Linked DNA regions of Homo sapiens: region 1 is linked to region 2. Evidence: read pairs that join two places in POLR2A ChIA-PET (ENCODE). Cell type or tissue: GM12878. All regions are shown on one strand. Links, peaks and the distances in the headings refer to the core of each region. The heading gives the core; the rest is flanking DNA. Region 1 overlaps MAP7D2 (MAP7 domain containing 2). Region 2 overlaps SH3KBP1 (SH3 domain containing kinase binding protein 1).

Region 1 (15,345 bases), core at 7,346-15,345, 280 kb before region 2:
GGAGGGTACAGTCCTACCTAGGGGAACAAATTATGCCCATTGATGCTGTCAAACACCTATCAGAAGTTTACTAATTCTCTGCGATTGAAGAATTATTTTATTATTGCTACCATTTTTAACAAAGCCACCCAAATGGGAATCGTGTTTATTTTCTTTATCGTTTTCTGAGGTTTTATATTACTACCGTATATTGATGTGGCATGAACCAAGGTGTATACACTGTGAAGAAGGTTTTTTTATTCGTCACATGCAGTGTAGCTTACTACAGCAGGCTTCCTTACCCTTGGCACTACTCACTTTTGGGGCTGGATGATTCTTTTTTTTTTTTTTTTTGTGAGTCTTGCTCTGTTGACCAGGCGGGGGTGCAGCGATGCGGTCTCAGCTCACTGGAACCTCCGCCTCCCGGGTTCAAGTGATTCTCCTGCCTCACACTCCCGAGTAGCTGGGATTACAGGCGCGTGTCACCACACCTGGCTAATTTTTGTATTTTTGGTAGAGACAGAGTTTCACCATGTTGGCCAGGCTGGTCTCGTACCCCTGACCTCAAGTGATCCACTCGTCTCAGCCTCCCAAAGTGTTGGGATTACAGGCCTGAGCCAAGGGCTGGATGATTCTTGTTTGAGGCTGAGGGTTGTCCTGTGCACTGTAGAATGTTTAGCAGCATCCCTGACCTGTACCCACTAGATGCCAGTAGCACCTCCCCAGGAGATATTTTGGAGTCTCAAAATATCTCCAGACTTTGCCAAGCACTGGGGTACACAGTCTCCCCTGGTTGAGAACCACAGTATTAGAATGTAAGGATTGTGTAGCTTGCTATTTTTAAAGGCAGTGGTCATCTGAAGCACTAGTTTTCGGTCAGCTATAATAGAAATGTATGTATTGACCTTTAAGTATGACAGTTTGGCTAACTTAAAATAATGTGGTAAATCCAAAACCCGATTGCTGTGATGTGCTAGCATGCTTAAATAGCAACAGCATATTGCTGTTCTTTGATGATCGTTTTTACAGATGAATGGCAACACACAGGATTTGAAAATGCATATATCATTTATTTTTATGTTCCTGAAATGAAAAGGAAAGAAATAGTGACAGCCACAACAGCCCAGGTACCATCCATACTCAGGCATACCTGTAGTGCACATGGGAAAAGCACTTTTCCTATGTGTTATTTTGGAATGGCAGTGGCCTTTTCTGTGGAATGGCCAAAAGAGAAGCTTGTACATGTCCATAAACCTTGGGAATTCTCCCCTGAAGGCCTCGTTGTTTTACTTTTCACAAATCTTTCCCAGAACCAAATATTCAGTTCCACGGTTTACCTTTTCTTTTGTATCATAATCTGTAGTTTTACTATTTTCAAAATCAACTTTTAACTACTGGCAGCAATAAATTGAACTTTAAGATTCATGGTTCTTTTGTTTTCCAAAGAGGGTTTTAGCAGGGATGCGGTTAGAGGCTGGAGGTGGGTTAGATAGAGGTAAATTTAATTGACAAGCTAGAGATAACTGCGAGGCTGTTTAAAAGGCCAACCAGACTGCCCTGAACAATGTTGAATGCGGTTACACATTGTACTCTGCTTTTGTGGTTTAAAAATAATCTATCTGTGGCCGGGCGCAGTGGCTCACGCCTGTAATCCCAGCACTTTGGGAGGCCAAGGTGGGCAGATCACAAGGTCAGGAGTTCGAGACCAGTCTGGTCAATATAATGAAACCCCGTCTCTACTAAAAATACAAAACATTAGCCGGGTGTGGTGGTGTGCACCTGTAATCCCAGCTACTTGGGAGGCTGAGGCAGGAGAATGGCATGAACCCAGGAGGCGGAGGTTGCAGTGAGCCGAGATCGCGCCATTGCACTGCAGCCCCGACAACAGTGCGAGACTCCGTCTCAAAAAAAATACAAAAATAATAATCTATTTGTGCCATGAAGCTGTTTCCTCAAGGCCTCAAAGTGCCCTTGAAGATTGTCCTTGTTTAAGAATTATGTTGTGGCTGGACTGAGGATGCCAGACGCACAGATCTGTAGGCCTAGGATGGGGGTAACTCTGCTGGGCATGTTTTTCAGAGACAAATGGAAATGGAACAGGGGTTCTAACTTTCAAAATCATTTTTAACCTGTCTCCCAATTGTTGTAATACCAAGAGTTTTACTCTCTAATTAAAAAAATATTTTTTGTAGAGACAGGGTCTTGGTATGTTGCCCAGGCTGGTCTTGAACTCCTGGCCTCAAACGATGCTCCCACTTTCTTCCTAAGCACTGGGAATACAGGCATGAGCCACTGCTCCCAGCCCAAAAGAGTGATTTTTTTTCCTAGCCCCTTTATTTATCCTTTGCATTTTGTTTTAAAACTAAGGAATCTTCTTGAAACGGAAGCCAGCTGGTGGTAGGAGCAGGCCTAAGCACTACCCTGATGACTTGCATTGCTCTTCAGTAGCCTTGTCAGTGGCCTCTGGACTCAGTGGTGTAACTGGGACCATCTCTTCTGTGGGCTGGAATTGCCATGAGCTAAGTTGGAATAGCAGGGCTAGGAGAGCAAGCAGTTCACATTGGGTAGTTTGTGCTCAGCAGTGATTAAAGCTCAGATCTGGGCCGGGCGCGGTGGGTTATGCCTGTAATCCCAGTACTTTGGGAGTCTGAGGCGGGCTGATCACCTAAGGTCAGAAGTTTGAGACCAGCCTGGCCAACATGGTGAAACTTCGCCTCTACTAAAAATACAAAAAGCTGAGCGTGGTGGTGCACACCTGTAATCCCAGCTACTCAGGAGGCTGAAGCACAAGAATCCCTTGATCCCAGGAGGCAGAGGTTACAGTGAGCTAGGATCGTGCCACTGCATTCCAGCCTAGGCGACCGAGTGAGACTCTGTCTCAAAAAAAAAAAAAAAATCAGATCTGATGCCCAGTGAGATGGCCAAGGAAGAGTTGTCAGCCTAGGAAGAAGGGGCTGTCCTCAGGGAAGGGGTCTGAAGGGTCCTGTTAACCCTGTAACAGTGAGGTTGGAGGGACCCCAAACAACCACATACATGTAATTGTGCAGAAACAGAAACAAGGAATGAGGACAATATAATCAGCTTGAGACAAAGAGCTTGCAGTTGGCTTGCTCATACTCAAGAGTGCAGCTTGTCCTATGGTAGGGACCTGGGGCCTTATGGGCATCTGGGCCAGGAGTGCCATGGAGATTGGCTGGAAAGGTCTCTGGTGAGCCTTTGGGATCCTTTTTTCTTTCTTTTTCTTTTTAGCTATCTCCCTATAGGAAGGATGAGACTCTTTTACATCTTTTACTTTCATGTTATTAAACACACATACACATCACCATGAATAGAAATCAAATGACATTGCTAATACTGGAAACTCCACAGGTAATTTCTCTTTACCAGTCATTACCTGCTGGGTTCTGTCCACAGTTTAAAAGAGATATTTGTACATTTCTTGTGCTTTGTTGCTGAGAAAAAGCAACAAGCTTCTAAGCAAGAGTCATTTATCCCCGTGTCTTGGCCCTCTTTCCAGAAGCTCAAAGCCTTTCTGAGTCTTGTCTTGGATTGGTGAGTTGGGAGCTTGTATTTTCACATGACACAACCCTCATTGAGCAACCGCTTCTCCTGATATGTAACCTGAAAGCCAGCCTCTGCCCCACCATTACAGGAAAATACTGGCTGGGTTAGGCTGAGGAATAATGATGCCTGACATTTATTGAGCAGTGCTTGTGTAGCGCATAGTGTACTGAGCAGTTCCCTCTTTTCCCTCCTCCTGTTTGCATCCTTTCCCTCTCAATTAATGCTCCTAGTGATCCAGTGAGTGGGCGCGATCTCCATGGGGTTAGAACCCAGGCTACCTGGCTCTGGAGCCCCTGCTCCCAGGGCACTGTACTCAGCTGCCCTCTCTGTACTTGCTGGGGGATGTGGGGGTGCTCTTCAAGGGTCATTTTGTCTGCATGATTGGAGCCCTTTATCAGGTGAGACTCCAGAAGCTCACGCAAAAGCCCTGCATGTCAGAGCCTCTCCATCTCTAAAGGACCTGAGGCCAAGTTCAGATGCCCAGACCTACATGCCCTGTCCATGGTAGAAAACTCTACCCTTGCTGCCCTGTCCATGTTTACTGCCTTATCTCATTCTAGCCCCATTTGCTTGTTGGTTTTTTGGGATCACCTTGTATAGGGTGGGTAGAATCCACATTCTTGTTGTTGAAGAACAGGCATGCACAAAAAACTGTGATGAACAGAATTACACAGAAAGGAGAGCATGAAGGTGGAGGAGAGATGATCTTGCAACCACCGCACAGGGAAGAAGGCTGGGAGGACAGACCTCAGCATAGAGTCACCCGTATTACCTTAGGGAGCCCTGAGCTTAGCTGTATAGGTTTCTTTTAACTAGCAAATCATGCTGTGAATAGAATATGCTGTGCATATTGGCTTATTTTGAAATTACATATAATTGTAGAAACACAGGAAGCTAGGTAATTCCTGCCTCCCAGATGAGGATCCAGGGTGGGAGCTAAGCTTTCATATCATGGTGCCCGGTAGATAATCAGTTGAGTTTAATTTTTCTAGACTATGTCTTCCTTCGCTACCTTTGAGTTTGCTCATCTTAGCTTCTAAGCAAACTATCAGCTTGGCAGAGAAAGCCTTAGAATGAAAACTGTGACCTCTTAGGAAGTTGTGGGGGGTTTCCTGGAGTAGTTTTATGGGGTTCTTGGGAAGACTGAAATGATTCCAGGATTTGGGGCCCAGTGGTCATCTGCCCCAACTTGTTTTGTCTGTGTTCTCTTCTATCATCAGGGGAAAGGAGCCAACTGTGAATACTCCTGCATGCCAAGCATTTTCAAAAGGTCTTGCCTCTACCCCATAACCTTGGGATGTAGGTAGTAATGTTCCTATTTTATAGAAGAGGAATTTAAACCTCTGAGATGTTAAGGAATTTACCCAGTCTCTTGACTAGGATACAGTTGGGCAGGCCACATGGATGGAGCCAAGAAGAAGCTCTCAGGGCCGAGGGGGCTGAGCTTTATCTATGAATGGGGAGAAAATCCAATTGAGGCAGTTTTACTGTAGCTGTAGAAAGAACCAGGCCTTTGGGGCATTTGTAGCTGGGATCTGATGTAGACTGGAGACAGTTAAAAGCATGAGAAAGTCAGGTTAACAGTTACCCTGGAAGATAACAGCTGTCAAGGAAGAGTTCAGGACCAACGAACCAGCTTCTTAGATTTCCTTATCTTCTGGTAACCAGCAAGGTTAGGCCTTTTTGCCATGCTCTTTCTCTTCAGCCACTGCCTGGGCCTTTGCAGGTGACTTCAGTTCCCATGCTGGCCCTGGCAGAAGGCATACCTCCTATTTCCCATGCTGCCCTTGGAGTCCAAATACACCCCACTTCTTCACAGGGCCACAGTGAAGATGTGGTTACCTGGGAGTTGCCGGGTTATTCTTCATAGCTTTGGGCACTAACAACATATGGCAGGTGGTCAGCACTGAATTTTGCCTTTTCTGTTTGTTGCTGTAGTTGTTACAGCTTTGAAAATAGGTATAAATTACATACACTACAATGCACAAATTTTAAGTCTACTGTTTGATGAGTTTTGGCAAATATGTACACTCTCGGGGCCTAGCCTACCCAATGGGTCCCCCACTGGAGGCTTGGGGCAAGCTGAAGACATTGCTGATGTGAAAACAAGGATTAAAGATCAGGGAGGGTCAGGGGCTGGTTCTAGACTGTGGTAGTAGACATGGTGGTGGTCAGGTAATGAGATTAAGGAATACTCATGCTTTCTGGATACTCAGGACATATCTCATTTCAGGGCCATATCTAAACCAGTAATAATGATGATAATACTGTTAGCTAATATTTATTAGGCATTTAATATGTTCTAAGAGCTTTGCATATATTGTTCCTTAAGCTCCACATTACTCTGTAACACAGGTGCTGTTTAACAGCTGAGAAAAGTGAGGCTGAGAAGCTTCCCCAGAAGTCACACTTAGTGTGTGCTGAGCAGGGATTTAACTGAGCTGGGCAGAGCCCACTCCTCTTTCTTAGCATCATCCTTCGTGCTTCCCAGTAGGAATAGCTACCATTTTCTAGATATCTAGGTCTCTCTGTCAGTGCTCCTTCCCTTTAGGCCCTCTCATTATTGAGAGTCAACCAGACTGGCCTCAAATTCATGCTTTGCTACTTAATAGCTGTGTGACTTTGGACAGATTTCTTAACCTCTCTGAGTCTCAATTTCCTCATCTATAAAATGGGGGTGCCTCCCACCTCCTAGGAGTATTGTGAGCATTAAATAATATTTGTAGAGAATAATGCCTGGCCAGAAGTAGGTGCTTAGGAACTCATATTTTTAGAAAAAGACAATCTAGCCCACAAATACGTGTACAGTCCTCAAAACTAGGCACTGTTGAATTTTATAACTTGGCATGTTGTCTTTTGGTTCTGGGGAGCTTATTTACCAGATTGAGTTACTGGCGCAGGAGTTCCTGGGGTGGCTGAGTACATGTGTATGAATATAGAATAACATCATCATATACCACCTTCATAATTAGTGTTTGTGAGATGTCATCTCTACGTACTTTTTAAATAAGAAATTACTTATTTTGCTGAAGACAGGATCTCTCATTTCTACCATAAAGGGCGTGTGTCTACATGTGTAGACAAAAACAAGCAAACAAACAGTGATTGGTAACTGATATACTCTTTGCAGAAGATGAGAAATGAAGAGGACATATACATGTTTCTAGTATAATTTTTGTTGGAAAAGAATCCTTGCCCTAGTTTTACACTGGCAGTGTTGTAATGTACTCTATCTTATCACCCCCATTAGGAAAGGTAGCCTGATTGAGGTTTCCAGGTGTGTGTGCAGAGGCCCTCCATAGTGGAAGGTGGAGAACAATAAATAGGAGCATGTGCATTAGAATAGCCAACGCAGAATAGCTGGATTTGTTGAGCTCCTATTGTGTGCTGGATACAGTTAAGCAGTGCCTATATCTCATTTAATTCTCACTCTATGATAGGTTCTACTCTTATCTCCATTTTATAGAAGAGGAAGCTTAGAGCAGGTCCTGCGGAACTTTCCTGTTTTTTTTGTTGTTGTCGTTGTTGTTTTTTTAGACAGAGTCTTATTCTGATGCCCAGGGTGGAGTGCAATGGTGCAACTTTGGCTCACGGCAACCTCCACCTCCCAGGTTCAAGCAATTCTCGTGCCTCAGCCTCTCGAGTAGCTGGTACTATGTTTATGCCACCACACCTGGCTAATTTTTATATTTTTAGTAGAGACGGGGTTTTGCCATGTTAGCCAGGCTGGTCTCAAACTCCTGACCTCAGGTGATCTGCCCACCTCGGCCTCCCAAAGTGCTGGGATTACAGGCGTGAGTCACTGTGCGCGGCTAGAACTCCTGTTGTACCTTCTTCTGATAACCGTGTGTAGAGGATTTTGTGGCAGAATGGTGATGATTACATGCCAAGTTTTGGAGTCGGGGGTCAGGGGAGGGATCCATTCTCATTATTATTATTTGACCTTGATGTCAAAGTACTATGCACTTTGTATTGTTTGGGCTTCGCCCAATTCTACATTTGGTGGGGAAAATGGCCCTTCTCTTAGCTGTGCAATTGTGATTTAAGAAAATCATTTAGGAATCATTTGAATTGTTTAGTAATAATCTTACATGTCTGCATTTTTCTGGAAAATGTAATTCAGTTAGCTGTTTTAAAAGGAAACCTATGGGAATTTAGTGGGCATATTTTATAAAAATCTATTAACGGCGTAGATTTGTATATAGTCTTAAAGTAGTTCCCTATTTCTCCACTTCTTTCTTTTCAAGGACTTTTTGGCATCTGTATACAATTTTTTTTTTTTTTTGAGACTAAGTTTTGCTCTTGTTGCCCAGGCTAGAGTGCAGTGGCGTGATCTTGGCTCACTGCAACCTCCACCTCCTGGGTTCAAGAGATTCTCCTGCCTCAGCCTCCCAAGTAGCTGGGATTACGGTGCACGCCACCACGCCTAATTTTTGTATTTTTAGTAGAGACGGGGTTTTGTCATGTTGGCCGGGCTGGTCTCGAACTCCTGACCTCAAGTGATCCACCCGCCTCAGCCTCCCAAAGTGCTGGGATTACAGGCATGAGCCACTGCGCCCGGCCTGTATACATTTTTTAATTGTCTATACCTTTTGGATGTCTATACCTTCATCCTAGTAGTCAGTAGTTATTGAACTTAATTCCTAGTTCTAGACTTGCCTCATTCAAAAGTATGAATCATGACATCTTTGAAAGGGGCACGTTGCAAGGAATGAATTGGGTGATAATAGTGACTTATTATCACCATTTAAGAGAAAATTTAAGCCAGTTCAGAAAATTATAGCAGGTAGGAAATGGATTAGATCATTCATTGTCAGAGCGTGGTCCCTAGACTAGCAGCATCAGCATCATCTGGGAATTTATTAGAAATACAAATTCTCAGGCCCCACCCCAGACCTACTAACTCAGAAATTCTAGGGGTAGAGCCCAGCAATCAGTTTTTAATAAGCCCTCTAATGGATTCTGATGCACACGAAAGCTTGAGAATCATTGGATTAGAACCCTCCCCCACCCAAAAAAATGCTCGGAAGAGTTATTAAGCTATTGCAAGAAATGGCATCTTCCTGAGAGACAAATTTAAGTTGAAACCACCTGGTTCTGCTCTTGTCAGAGATAGAAAATGGAATAAATGGCCACTGATAGGTCTTTGTAACCATATGATTCCCCTGAGGTTAGTTCCTGCCTAGGTATTTGTTTCCAAAATAAGTATCCCAAATAAATACCAGAACTTCATGTAATAGTCGAAGAAATAGAATTCAGTAGTCAAAAGGGATTAAAAGCAATTTGTACATTTACTGGAGACTAGAAAAGTGTCAAAAGATGAATTCCTAATATGCAGCTTTTTGCCTCGTCCTCTGGCTCCCAGTATTATTTGTGCACACACACACTGACACACCCACACACTGTACCTTCCAAGAGTCACACAAAACCCTTCCCTCACTCAATTCCTAGTCAGAACTCTCCCCAGAAACAGTCCAACATGGCTCATGGCTTCCTAGTCCCTCATCTCTCTTTCACTTCCTTCTCTCTTTTATTCCCCCCATCCCCCACCCCCATGCAGCATATTTTTCCCCTTTCCAGTGTCGATTAATGAAAACTGATTCATTTCTCACAGTCCTGGAAATCTACCCACATACATTCTCCATCTGTGTAATGAAAGCCCAATAACTGATTCATATTGGATGGGTAGAATGGAAAAAGCCAAGAACATAAAGACAGAGTTCTCTTTCTGGTGGAGAGAGAGATGGAGCAGTCTCATCTCTGGTTGAATGGGGCCTCAGAGCTGTTCCACCTGAAATTTCATGATTTGGGATTTTGAAAGTGCCAATCATACATTAAATTGACTTTTTAGGGTTTTCTTTTTTTGCACATTGTATGCTGGTATGATTAAACCTTCATTTTAACACTGTTTTTGTTTGTTTGTTTGTTTGTTTTGAGATGGAGTCTCATTCTGTCACCCAGGCTAGAGTGCAGTGGCACGATCTTGGCTCACTGTAACCTCCACCTCCCAGGTTCAAGTGATTCTCCTGCCTCAGCCTCCTGAGTAGCAGGGACTACAGGCACACACCACCACACCCAGCTAATTTTTTGTATTTTTTTGTAGTGACGGGGTTTCACCATGTTGGCCAGGCTTGTCTTGAACTCCTGACCTCAGGTGATTCACCTGTCTCAGCCTCCCAAAGTGCCGGGATTACAGGAGTAAACCACCGCGCCTGGCCTCATTTTAACACTGTTAAGGGTTGTTTTGTTGATGTTCTCAGAGTGCCTTTAATGGTTATGAATTTCATTTTGAAGAAAAATTAGGTTGCTACACAATTTCGCTGTTGGTTTTCATCAAAAGTCCATTGTATTAAAGCACTCATCCTGAGTTATGGAGAGAATTGAGATTTAGCCCTACACTGAAAGAAATTTAAATGGGAAGTTTAGTGACCTTATGGGATTGTAATTGGTTTTGAGGTTTTAAATGAAAAATATGAGGCGGGAGTATGTGATGCTTTCCGAACAAAAACAATATACCCTCATGCAATAATGAAAAAGGTTCTAGATTCTGTCAGTTGATTTTCAGTTTCCACTTGCAAGATTGAAAAGTTCAATTGGATTTCAGGCTTTATTATTTTCTAGCATATTTTTGCATAAATCATTACCCTTGCCTGGAATTTCCAACTCCTGCCTTTCACTGATCTGAATCTGACCCCACCTCCTCTCTCCCAGGAGAGCAGCAGAGTCCAGAAGAAATCACACTGGATTAAAAGTCAGAGAGATAATTAGACTCCTCCCACTTAATAGGACATTGGATGGGTGGGTCACTTGATGTTTTAAAGTCTCCATTTCTTTCTTTTTTTTTTTTTTTTGAGACGGAGTTTCACTCTCGTTGCCCAGGCTGGAGTGCAATGGCGCAGTCATGGCTCACCGCAGCCTCCGCCTCCCAGATTCAAGTGATTCTCCTGCCTCAGCCTCCCAAGTAGCTGGGATTACAGGCATGTGCCACCATGCCCGGCTAATTTTTCTATTTTTAGTAGATGGGGTTTCTCCATGTTGGTCAGGTTGGTCTCGAACTCCAGACCTCAGGTGATCCGCCCGCCTCGGCCTCTCAAAGTGCTGGGATTACAGGCGTGAGCCACCGCGCCCGGCCGGTGGGTTATTTTCTAGATTAAAGAAATGGGCCGGGTGCAGTGGCTCACGCCTGTAATCCCAGCACTTTAGGAGGCTGAGGCAGGCGGATCACGAGGTCAGGAGATCGAGACTATCCTGGCTAACACGGTGAAACCCCATCTCTACTAAAACAAAAAATTAGCCAGGCGTGGTGGCGGGCATCTGTAGTCCCAGCTACTCAGGAGGCTGAGGCAGGAGAATGGTGTGAACCTGGGAGGTGGAGCTTGCAGTAAGCCAAGATTGTGCCACTGCACTCCAGCCTGGGTGACAGAGCGAGACTCCATCTCAAAAAAAAAAAAAAAGAAAAGAAAAGAACCCCTCTAAAAATAATGGCCAGCAACATTTAATGAGCATTTATTATACGGGAAGTTCTTCCCACACATTTCATGTAACCATCACAGCAGCTGTTTATCACAACACATTTATCATTTATTGGCAGTTTTTTTCATCCCCTTTTAAAAATAAACACTCATTTTTCTTCCAACTTGCTAACATTTATTTTTGCTCCCCAGTTTTACAAAGTATAATTAATAACAAAGCTGTTGGGATTGTGTGACAAAGATACTTTATAGAAATATATATGATTTTTACATACTCACATGTACCACATAGGTTTGCCTTTGGAACCAGATATATCATCTAGATATTTGGGATGAAAAGGAAAAACAGGCAACCTAGAAGATTTGGGAGAAGGCCGCAGATAAGATCAACTAGGCTCTGGATTTTAAGCCTTGTTGTGGAACACTCCCTGATGTGGTTTTTGGTATTTTGCTTTTTTTGGGGTGGGGGGGAGCACTACAAATTCTTTTATTGCAATATAATTTACTAATAATAACATTAATCATTTTGAAGTGTAATCTGGTGGCATTTTGTACATTCGCAATGTTGTGAAACTGTCACCACTGCCTAAAATACCATCACATTTTCATCACTCCCAAAAGAAATCTTGAACCCATTAGTAGTGTTTCACAATGTCTCCCATCCCCTTCATTCCTTTTTTATGGCTGAACATTATTTCATTGTATGGATGTATAACGCCATATTATATTTATCCAGTGTGATGGTTAATTTTTAGTGTCAACTTGACTGGATTGGGGAATACCTAGAGAGCTGGTAAAGCATTATTTTTGTGTGTGTCTGTGAGAGTGTTTTCAGAGGAAATTGGTGTGTGAGTCTGAGTGGACTAGGTGGGGGAAGATCCACCCTCAACGTGGGTGGGATCCTCCAATCCCCTGGAGGCCAAGACAGAACAAAAACTGAGGTGCTCAGTATATGTTACTGCTTCCCCTTCATGAACTTGACATTTCTTGAGTGCTTACTGTGCACAAAACACTGTGCTAGGCCCTTTGGGGGCTACAAGAAGAAATGGAACATAGCCCTGCCCTTAAGAAGCTTGTATCCTGATGGATGGACTGGAAAGGGAGGGTTGGCGAGAGAGGGCATCGGGAGGGTAGAGTTTCCTGTGCCTGAGGGTGGTGAATGAGAGAGGGAAGGACCCGAATGTGAAGTAAAGAGGAAAAAGGTCTGTGAGAATCAGAGCACTGATGGAATTCAATGGAAAGATTAATCTGTGTGTGTGTTGGGGGTGGGGCTATGGGGAGCAGCTCATGGAGTGCCTTCCTTTCTTTACCCTTGTATTCCTCCCACAACTCTAGCAGAAAAATGGGTACAAAGATGCCTTAAAATGTTGGTTGTTTTTATAGACACTTCTGGTATGAGGTTAAAATATTCTGCAAATTGGGAGGTTTCCATCAATGGGACATAATATTCGTGGCCCTTTGATTCAGCAACTTTTTGAGTCCCTCCCAGTCTTTAGGGTGCCAGAGATTCAGAGATAAGACAAGAGTTTAGAGGACAAGGGTCAAATGAAAAGACCCAAAGCCTGGCAGGGTGGTGCACACCTGTAATCACAGCGACTGGAGAGGCTGAGGCAGGAGGATTGCTTGAGGCCAGGAGTTAAAGATCAACCAGGGGCAGCATAGTAAGACCCAGTCCCCCTGCCCCTGCCTTCCACCTCCACGGAAAACAAAACAAAACAAAACAAAACAAACAGACCTAGACAGTAGCATGTAGGACAGTAACAACCTTGGCAAAGGTAAACACTGTGGAGGAATGTGGCAGGTGATCAGTCATTCCTTCTGCAGACTGTTTTGGGGCTCACTCTGCTGAGCTCTGTCATACAGAGAGTAGCCACAGGGAGGGCCCTGCCCTGTAGAATCACCATAATCTAGAACACTGGTTCTCAAGGTGTGGGCCCTGGACCAGTAGTGTCAGCCTCACCTGGAAGCTTGTTAGAAAGGCAGATTCTCTGGCTCACCCCAGACTTACTCCATCAGAAGTTCTGGAGGTGATGTCCAGCAGTCATTTTCACAAGCCCTCCAGGTGGTTCTGATGCATGCTCAAGTGTGGTGAGCAGTGGGCTAGGACAGTTGTCAGGTCTGGATGCACATTAGAATCACACGCGGGGCTTTTAAAGCAACAGTGCCTAAACCACACCTAAGACTGACTAGATCAGAATCTGAAGGGAGACCCAGGCATCTATATTTTTGAAAGCTCTCCAGGTGATTCCATTGTATAGCCAAAGTTGAGAAGCGGTGGTCTCCACATGCTTAAACAGATCATCACAGTGCAACCAAGAGTGACCATTAAGGTGGGAAACAGTGCCTGTGAGTCCACAGAGCAGAGGATGCCTGGCAACCCCTTGAAGGGATCAGGATGGCTCCCCAGAGGAGGTGAGGACCCTTCATTGTATTTCCTATTGGATGAGCTCTTCATTCCTCCTTCCCTTTTTTTCTGGACATTGCAGTTGCACAAATCTGAGTGTGATCGGAAAGGTTATTTTAAAATTCATTTAATGTGATTAATTTTTCAAAGTTGAACACAGCTGGCTTCCCTTTAAAACTTTGTATTTTGATAGTGGTTCTTACCATGAATAATTGACTAATATCAGGTCATTAATATTCTATAGGAGAGTACTTCAAGCTAATAAAATTCATTTTAAAATTAGTTTTTAAAAATGTGTTCCTGCAGCCCAGGGATAGTAGGATCTCAGTCAAGTATGAGATTTTATGCTTTTCTGTTAACATAAGATAGTTGTTTGACTGCTCAGTATCCCTGTTTTATTCCAATTTTTTTGTAGGAATTAATTGCCCAGGAAAAGACCTCTGTTTCAGAGTTGCAAGTTTGCCTGGATGCTGTTGCCCTGGGAAACATTATTGCATCAACAGTGGGGAAGGGGTGGCTCTGACATGGGTGCTCTTTGTCCTTCTCCTGGGTAGGGCATCTCTGAGAGGGTATCCCCTTTAGGTCCTTCCCAGGGCTTCACATTTGGGCCAGATTTTTTTAAAAAATAATTAAACTTTTGTATTTTGAGGTCATTGTCAATCCACACGCAGCTATAAGAAATATTATAGGCTGGGTGCAGTGGCTAATGCCTGTAATCCCAACATTTTGGGAGGCTGAGGCAGGAGGACCACTTGAGGCCAGGAGTTCAAGATCAGCCTGGGCAACATAGTGAGACTGCATCTCTACAAATAAATAAATAAATAAATAAATAAATAAATAAATAAATAAGAAAAAAATTGCCGAGGCCAGGCGCGGTGGCTCATGCCTTTAATCCCAGCACTTTGGGAGGCCGAGGTGGGCAGATTACGAGGTCAGGAGTTTGAGACTAGCTTGACCAACATGGTGAAACCCCGTCTCTACTAAAAATACAAAAGTTAACCAGGCGTGGTGGCGCATGCCTATAATCCCAGCTCCTCAGGAGGCTGAGGCAGGACAATCGCTTGAGCCCGGGAGGCGGAGGTTGCAGTGAGCCAAGATCGCACCACTGCACTCCAGCCTGGGCAACAGAGCGAGACTCCGTCTCAAAAAGAAAAAAGAGAAAGAAAAGAAAAAGCCAAGCATGGTGACACATGCCTGTAGTCCCAGCTACATGGGAGGCTGAGGTGAGAGGATTGCTTGGGCCCAGGAGTTCGAGGCTGCAGTGAGCTGATTGTGCCACTGCACTCCAGCCTGGGTGACAGAGTGAAACCCTGTCTCAAAAAAAAAAAAAAAAAAATTACAGAGAGAGCCCATGTACCCTTTACCTGGTTTCCCCCAGTGGTAGTATCCTACAAAACTATAGAACAGTATCACAACTAAAATGTTACCACTGATACAATCAAGACAGAGTACATTTCATGATGCCTTTTATAGACATCCACTTCCCTCCCACCCCTACCCTCTCAACCCCTGGCAAGCATGTAGGCATGGATCTGTTCTCCATAAGTTCTTATGGAGTTCAAAGGTAAAACTGGGTCCCTGGTTTTAAAAAAAGAAAGAGATGGCCATAGACTGTGGCTCATGCCTGTAATCTCAGCACTTTAGGAGGCTGAGGCAGGAAGATTGCTTTAGCCTAGGAGTTCCAACATCAGCCTGGGCAACATAGGGAGACCTTGTCTCTACTGAAAAATAAAAAAATTAGCCAGGCATGGTGGCACATACCTGTGGTTCCAGCTACGTGGGAGGCTGAGGTGGGAGGATCACTTAAGCCCAAGAGTTGGAGGCTGCAGTGAGCAATGATCGTGCCACTGTACTCCAGTTTGGGCAACCAACAGAGTGATATCCTGTCTCAAAAAGATAAAAAAAAGATGATAAATGCACACAAAT
Region 2 (8,000 bases), core at 1-8,000:
GGACCGTTCTGGTGTATGCCTGTTGTCCTCGCATTAACATTGACATCACCTGCTTTCATTCTCAGATGTCCTGGTCAGATGATAAACCATTTCACTCTGAAATGTTCTGGTTTGGATAGACAGATGAGGAAACTGAGACACAGAGAAGCCACATCACTTTCCATGGTCACCAAGCTAGTAAGATGTAAAGGTGGGATTCTTTCCTGGGAGTCTGATTCCAGGTCATGTTGTCTGATCACTAAGTTCTGGTGCTTCACAGTTTAAGCCAAGGGAGAGATAATATAGGAAAACCACTCTTTATGTTTTTCAGCTTCAGTATTTAGTAAAAATCACTGCCAAGTTAGCATCTGAAGTAGGTTAATGTGACTCAGGGCAGTGGGAATGTGCTAGGTAAAGACTCATTGAAACCCTAAGTGTGTGTTCATTAGTAAACTTGGCCAACTACTACCCTAGAATGATAATAGCATTCACATGTGCATGGTGCTTTATAGTTTACAAAACCTCTTCTCCCATATTATTGTGTTGAAGCTTCTTGTGCACTCAGAGGTGGGAGGTGGATGGCCAGTGGTGGGATTTCCAGTTTATAGAGGAGGATGGGGTAATCAGCAGGATAGTACAGTTGCCTGCCTGAGGCTTCACGGCTAGAAAAGAGGCAGATCCAGGATTCAACCCAGGTATTCCGCCTCAGCGATCAGTGCATTCCCACTTTAGCACGGGTGCCTCTTAGCCAGATATATATATATATATATATATATTTTTTTTTCCTTGAGACAATGTCTTGCTTGCTCTGTCACCTAGGCCAGAGTGCAGTGGTGTGATCACAACTCACTGTAGCCTCAACCTCCCAGGCTCAAACAATCCTCCCACCTCAGCCTCCCAAATAGCTGGGATTACAGGTGTGCAACCACCATGCCTGACTAATTTTAAAATTTTTTTAAGAGATGGGGTCCCACTATATTGCTCAGGCTGGTCTGGAATTCCTGGGCTAAAGTAATCCTCCCACCTCGGCCTCCCAAAGTGCTGAGATTACAGGTGTGAGCCACCCATGCCTGGCCCAGATGCTCTTATATAGCCATTTGAGGGTGCTGTTTATGAAGGGTTAGGGAGTCACTTGAAGACTCATTTACCCAGAGTTTCTTAGCCTTGGCACTGTTGATATTTTGAGCCAGTTAAGCCTGTTGTGGGGGCTGTCCTGTGTGTTGTAGGATGTTTAGGAGCATCTCTGGGGTCTACTCGCTAGATGCCAATAGCACAATCGCCCGTCCCGCCCCTGCCCCCACCCCCCGCCCCCGCCAGATCCCTCCAAGTCGTGACAACAAAGGAAAGCGTCTCCAGACATTACCAAATGTCCCTTGCTGGGGCACAATTGCCTCTGGTTAGGAACCACTGGCCTAACATAATAGCCACATTTAAAAGAGGGAAAGACGACCTTGAAAATGTTAGACCTGTCTTCTTCCCCTTTCTCTAGTTTCTAAAGCATCAGAAAAACTGTTGAAAGACCTGCAAAGGGGCAAAATAGAGAACAAGCAACATGTTTCATGTTGAATTCTCTTCCGTGGAAGAGCATTGTGTCTGCCAAAGGATAAGATAGCCAACATTTTTTTAAGTTAAAAATCACACAGTTAAAAATGTTTTGATAGAAAAGTTAGAATAGAGATCAGCCAAAATATACATATGCAGAATCTCCTGTAATCCTACTGCCGAGATAACCATGGTTCATATTTTGGTCTATTTCCTTCTAACCTTTTCCAGCATGCGTATACAAGTATATATTAAAAAAATAATTTTCCAAATAGAGCCATACCAAAAGCTGTTATAAACAGCTTTTTAATTTAAATGTGCCACAAATACCTTTCCATATCTATGATACAGAGTTACTAAGGTTTGTAGTATTTTGTTGTATGGCTAGCATATAGTTTATTCACTTAGTCTCCTGTTGTGTACGTTTGGTTTGCTTCTAATTTTGTTTTTGCTGTTAACATGCAAAACCGTGGTGAGTATCCATGTGCATACTTACACCCTTTCCAGCTTATTTTTTTTCCTTCTAGAAGTTACCATCACTGTAATTTTTAGTATCCATTGAGTAAGATATTGAATTCATAGTGTTCTGGATTGTATTTTAATTATGTCACATACCTTTACCCCTCAAAATTACGGAAATGTATTGATTAAAAATGTGTTTATGTGCTAGACTTGCAGAATGGGGTGTGGAAAGTTCTTTGGTTTTCTGATTGAACGATGACTAATAAGAAACCATTTGGGTTTCGTGCCTTGTTCATGAAGCCCAGTCTTAACTGTGTCAGGCTACTTCCTGAGTAGGAATCAGCCCAGTGAAGGTTGCTTAACCGTCCTTTAAGATTCTGTTCACTACTGAAAGAAATTCAAGGCTATATGCTCGTGAATTCTCATTGCTCATGGATTTTTCTTCTATGTGTTTTAAATTATAAACTCACGGAAAAGACATTCAGATGGTAGAGAAGAGCATAAAGTTTCCTACTTTACTCCCCTCCCTCTTGGTTTTTTTTTTTTTTTCATTCTCTAGGATTTTTGTATGCTTGTACAAATATTGAAATACAAAAAAATTTAAAACCCACAAATTGGGCAACAGAATGCAATGTGTGAGCCAAGTAGCTTTTTTCTACTTAATGCATCTTTCTATATCAGCACCTTATTCTGTTTAATTGGTGCCCTATTTGGGGTTGTTTTCAGCTTCTCCTGCAACAAGTCACCTTCTATTATGAGTCTATCCATAGGATACATGCTTAGCAGTGGAGTTGTTGGGTTAAGAGTTTATGTCCTTATGGTTTTGATAGATATTGCTAAATTGCCCTTCTACCAGCAATATATAGCTTGACTTGTTTCTATCAGGCATTTTTTTCATGCCTGGCATAAATTATTGATTAATAAGCTGGGAACACAAAGGTAGAATCTCATCTATAGGAAGGAGCATAGTTGGTTAGGAGACCATGTCTTCCCTAATGACCATTATGAGTATTGGTTTTCAGCCTTGAGCATACTCAGGGGGATGTGTATTTACTGGTTTCCTCCTGGGGTTGGCCTGAAACTGGCTTTTACTTTTTTCAACCACAGAGTTAGAATATGCATATAAAGTTGGGAGACAATACCCAGATAGACAACTTTCTGGGAGTATTCGATGACATGCCTCAATTAGAATTGAGGTGGTTAGAAATGGACCCTTATTACTAAAGAGGTTGTGACATGTAAATATCAGTGGGTCTCTGAAATAGAAGCATAGGTCATTTGGCATTTGGTACACTGTATCAAATGGAACATAATATAATAAATGTAAATGTAACATGTTATAATCATGTTACAGTCATTACTACCCCTCTTATCTCTTCCATGACGTCTTTTCTGATGTTTCTTCATTCCCCATCTTCTCCCACTCCAAGATGACTTTTTTTCACACTGTCCTTAAAAAAAATATAGCTGGTACTGCATTTAGGGCTTTAAATTGTTTTATTATCTTGGATCAGATATGTATCCCTAATCAAATTTTAACCAACACTTGGTTTCTGGTCCTCTTCACTCTGGCTGGGTGTTTGGAACGTAAGTATTTTGATTGGTTGTCCACTCTAGAATTCTTCTGATTTCATGGGGTCCCTGTGCTTGGTAAAGGAGGGCTCTCTCCTGGACATCTCCCCCTTGTAGGCCCCCAGAACGGTGCTCATAAAGGACTCTGTCATCTCAGTCTTCAGAGCACTGCTTTCCTGCCTAGGGAAGGGCACAGCAGGGTGCCATCTTTTATATGATTTGGTATCTGAAGGAGCAGAGGATGGTAGATGTTTGAAGATGATTCTGTGAACCCTGGTGGGTACGGCAGCTGCCAGAGCCCAGGTAACCATGTGAAGGGCTCATATTTTCTGAAAAGTCAGGGCTTTCTGATGGGCACTTTTTAGGGTATTCTTGGCCAGGATTTTTTTTTTTTTTTTTGAGTCGGCCTGAAGTGTCCTGGAAGGTGGAAGCTAAAATCCATGTAGGTTTGGCCTCAGGCTGGGCCTCTTAGAGGAGGTGGGGCAGCTTTCATTTCCTTTCTCCTTGAGCCCCGAGGGCTGACACTGTGCCCTGGGGACTCTCCCTGGCCTTTCCCAGGGGATGACCTCGAGAGAGTCTTAAAAAGGGAACAAACCAAAAAGCTGTTATTTATTTTTCTTATTGTTCAGATAATATATTTTCCTTTATAGCAAATGAAGAGGGCTTTTAGGGGGCAGGCAGTGTGATCTGAGGAAAATGGCCTCTGGGGTCAAATAGTTCTGGGTTGGAATGTGGGCTCTGTGGCTTTTTCCCTAAGGGGCTATTATGGGCCAAATTTTGTCCCTAACCCCCCTGTACCTCATAATGTGACTGTCTTTGGAGATAGGTCCTTTAAAGAGGTGATTAAGTTAAAATGAGGCCATTAGGGTAGGCCTTAATCCAATCTGACTGGTGTCCTCATAAGAAGAGGAGATTAGGGCTCACCGAGAGATACCAGGGACGCAGACGCACAGAGGAAAGACCATGTGAGGACACAGCAAGCAGGTGGCTATCTGCAAGCCAAGGAGAGGGGCCCCAGGAGAAACCCAATGTACCTTGATTCCAGCCTTCAGAGCTGTGAGGTAATGAATTTCTATTATTTAAGCCCCCCTAGTCTGTGGTATTTTGTTATGGCAACCTAGGCTGACTAAGATGGGGGCTTTTAGCAAGTCAGGTCCCCTGATTTTGCTTTCCTAAAGAGGGACCACAACACCCTGAGTTGACAAGAAGAGTGGACACAGTGCCTGGCTTCTAGGAGGTACTTTCAAATGGCAGTGGTGGTGGTCACCATAATCATTTAATAATATGATAATAGAAATCACCACCCCCTTCCCTCACCCAAGTTTTCTGACCCCGTCTGGTTTGAGGTTTTTCTTTTTCTTTCTTTATTTTTATTTTTATATATTTTTTTGAGATGGAGCCTTGCTGTATCACCCAGGCTAGAGTGCAGTGGCGCAATCTCAGCTCACCACAACCTCTGCCTCTCAGGTTCAAGCAATTCTCCTGCCTCAGCCTCCTGAGTAGCTGGGACTACAGGCATGCGCCACCATGCCCGGCTAATTTTTGTACTTTCAGTAGAGACCTGATTTTGCCATGTTGGCCAGGATGGCCTCAAACTCCTGACCTCGTGATCCGCCCGCCTAGGCCTCCCAAAGTGCTGGGATTACAGGCGTGAGCCACCGTGCCTGGCCTCTTTTTATTTTTTTATTTTTTTAACTTTCCTTTTAAGTCCTTTTCAAAGAGGGTTGCAAAGAACTCATGTGATCAGAGATTGGTACTTTATAGGTTGAGTGAAGTATTTTCTTTTGAGTAACCCTTTTCATCCTTTTCATCTGTTAACATATTGGAGGTCCAGGTAAAATTGTATTTAGGACAAGGATTCTGCTGCCAAAATAGATTCAAAGTGACTTTCAGCGTGGTGTGAATATTTACTGTACCTGACACCCATTGTATTAGTTTGCTTGTGCTGCTGTGACAAAGTACCACATGCTGTGAGTGGCTTAACCAGTGGAAATTTATTGTCTGGCAGTTCTGGAGGCTGGAATTCAGAGATCAAGGTGTGGGCAGGGTTGGTTCCTTCTGAGGGTCGTGAGGGAGAGTCTGCTCCTCCCCTTGCTTCTGGTGGTTTGCTGGCGATCTTTGGGTTGTAGACACATCACCCCAGTCTCTGTCTTCATCTTCACATGGCATTCTCCCTGTGTGCATATCTCTGTGTCCAAAGTTCTTCATTTTTGTGTTTTTTTTTTTTGTTTTTTTTTTTTTTTTGGAGATAGAATCTTGCTCTGTTGCTCAGGCTGGAGTGCACTGGCACGATTATGGCTCACTGCAGCCTCCATCTTCTGGGCTCAAGTGATCCTCCCACCTTGGCCTCCCAAAGCGCTGAGATTACAGGCGTGAGCCACAGCTCCCATCCCAAAGTTCTCCTTTTTATAAGGATACCACTCATATTGGATTAGCGCCACTCAAATGACCTAATTTTAACTTGATCATCTGCAAAGACCCTATGTCTAAATAACGTCATATTCATGGATACTGGGGATAAGGACTTCCATATCTTTTGGGGAGATACAATTCAACTCATAACACCAATTATATTGGAACCCTATTTGCCATCTGTGCACCTCTGCCTGCGTCCGGCAGCTTCTCAGGAGAAGTCCCTCTGCCTGGTCTGCCATTCTTGTTTGCCATGCAGATTTCAGCGAAGAAGTCACCTGCTGGAGAGGCCTTCCCTGGCCACCCTCAATATAGAGTGATTGAATGAGTGAAATAGATTGCAGAGTAAAATTAAAATGTGATTGAGAATTATGCTGAGCATAATTTACCCTTAAAAGTGTGAGAGAACTCCTCTCCACCCCACATCAATGTTACTTGTAACTTTTTTGTATATGTTGGCTGTGTCCCCATCACAGATGCTATTTAAATATCATTTTGTGCCTGTGAATTGAGATGTCGGGCACCTTCTGAATGTCATGATGTTTCCTATTCTGTGTGCAGAGCATGCCAAGAGGATTCAATTTGTTGAATTTGGATCTTTTTTTGCAATGAGTCACTATTTGATTATGATTTTACAACAATTCACAGAATCAAACTGGCTAGACCCCTTCTCTGAAGGACATCTTGGGTCCAGAAAACCTGTGAATCATGAATAAGGGAAACATTTACTAATGCTAGTTAATTATCAGTGTTTGTTAAATATGTTCTCCTTGCTGAAACTGCTAGGGGCTGTGCAGAATACCGAAATAGAATAGGCAATAGCTGTGGCCTCCAGGAACACACAATTCACATCAAACAGCCAAAAAATAGATAATACATGCAAAGTGGTGTGAGAAGGTGTAGTACAGAAATTAAGAAGAAGTGCTTGTTGTGGACCAGAAAGATCAAGGCAGGCTTTGCTGAGGAACTTAGTTAGGCTTGGGCTGTGCCTTAAAGAGTTAGAGATCCCAGGAGAGGAGGGAGAATACCAGCTCAAGACAATATTAACATAATATCATTAAGCTGTATAATAGTCACAGTATATATTGAACTACCAGGTTTTAATAAAAATTTTCTTCACAAGATAGATATGAAATGATTTGTAACAGAAAAATATTGTATACATCCTAAATGTCCATCAACTTGGGATATATAAGTTATAGTACATCCATATAGTAGAATACTCTACAGTCAGAAAAAAGAATGAGGATGCTTTTTACCGCTGTGGACCTTCCAAATATATTATTGTTCAGTGAGAAAAGCAAGGTGCAGGACAGTGGGTATGATATGCTAATGTATGATATTTTCTTAAAGAAACTAGAAGTTGCCTAAGAAACTAATAACCTATGTGTGGTAGTGGTAGACTGGGAGAATGGGAGCTAGATTCTGTGTGGGGATGTTTGTGTGTATGTGTGTGATTTGAATGATGTAAATGTATCCTATTCAAAAAGTTAGGTGTGAAGACAATAGTATTTGGTCACACTGTTGCTACCCTTAAATTGACTTAGTGCTTTGCCTTGCTGGGACATAATAAACGAAGATAATTAGTGACACCAGATATCTTAGAGATAAACTTTTGCATTTGCCCAGAGAATGAAATTCCCTTGACCAGCTTTCACTTTTGTTGGCCGCCACAAGAAAGGTTTGAAGCATAGCACTCAATAGAGGGGCTGGTCTAATGAACCCCTTTTTACCCATCGTCTAGCTTCAGCGTTATCATCTGCTGGCCAATGCTGCTTTGTTTGTTCTCTCTCCTCCTCATTCTTCCCTTCTTCCCTGGCCTTGATTATTTTGAAGGCAATGCCATTCTGATGGAATAATTTAGAATTATTACTCTGACCTCCTGAGTCCCACCATGGCCCCAGACATGCAGAGTACATTAGATGCTTAGGTGGGAAAAGCTGTCTTTAATGGAATTTGGCTCATCACATTAAACTCATTTGATTTTACTTAAAAAAATGTAAAAAATTATTGTGCAATACAGGTAACATAAA

Evidence for each region. Peaks named below come from ENCODE experiments on the same cell type or tissue, not always from the same donor. Only the 100,000 strongest peaks of a DNase experiment are listed, where the experiment ranks them.
Region 1: POLR2A ChIA-PET joins it to region 2 with 5 read pairs; 2 of 35 experiments call an interaction of 5 or more read pairs at or near these places.

Annotation. Positions count from the first base shown.
Region 1 is chrX:20,069,185-20,084,529 of GRCh38, reverse strand. All of the region lies in intron 1 of MAP7D2 (MAP7 domain containing 2), which reads left to right. Among named protein-coding and RNA genes, the nearest start is that of MAP7D2, 40 kb to the left of the region's middle. In GM12878, for the core only: no CTCF peak of the experiment used is centred there; no DNase peak of the experiment used is centred there.
Region 2 is chrX:19,786,069-19,794,068 of GRCh38, reverse strand. All of the region lies in intron 2 of SH3KBP1 (SH3 domain containing kinase binding protein 1), which reads left to right. Among named protein-coding and RNA genes, the nearest start is that of SH3KBP1, 98 kb to the left of the region's middle. In GM12878, for the core only: no CTCF peak of the experiment used is centred there; no DNase peak of the experiment used is centred there; H3K4me3 peaks cover 302 bases; H3K27ac peaks cover 4,265 bases.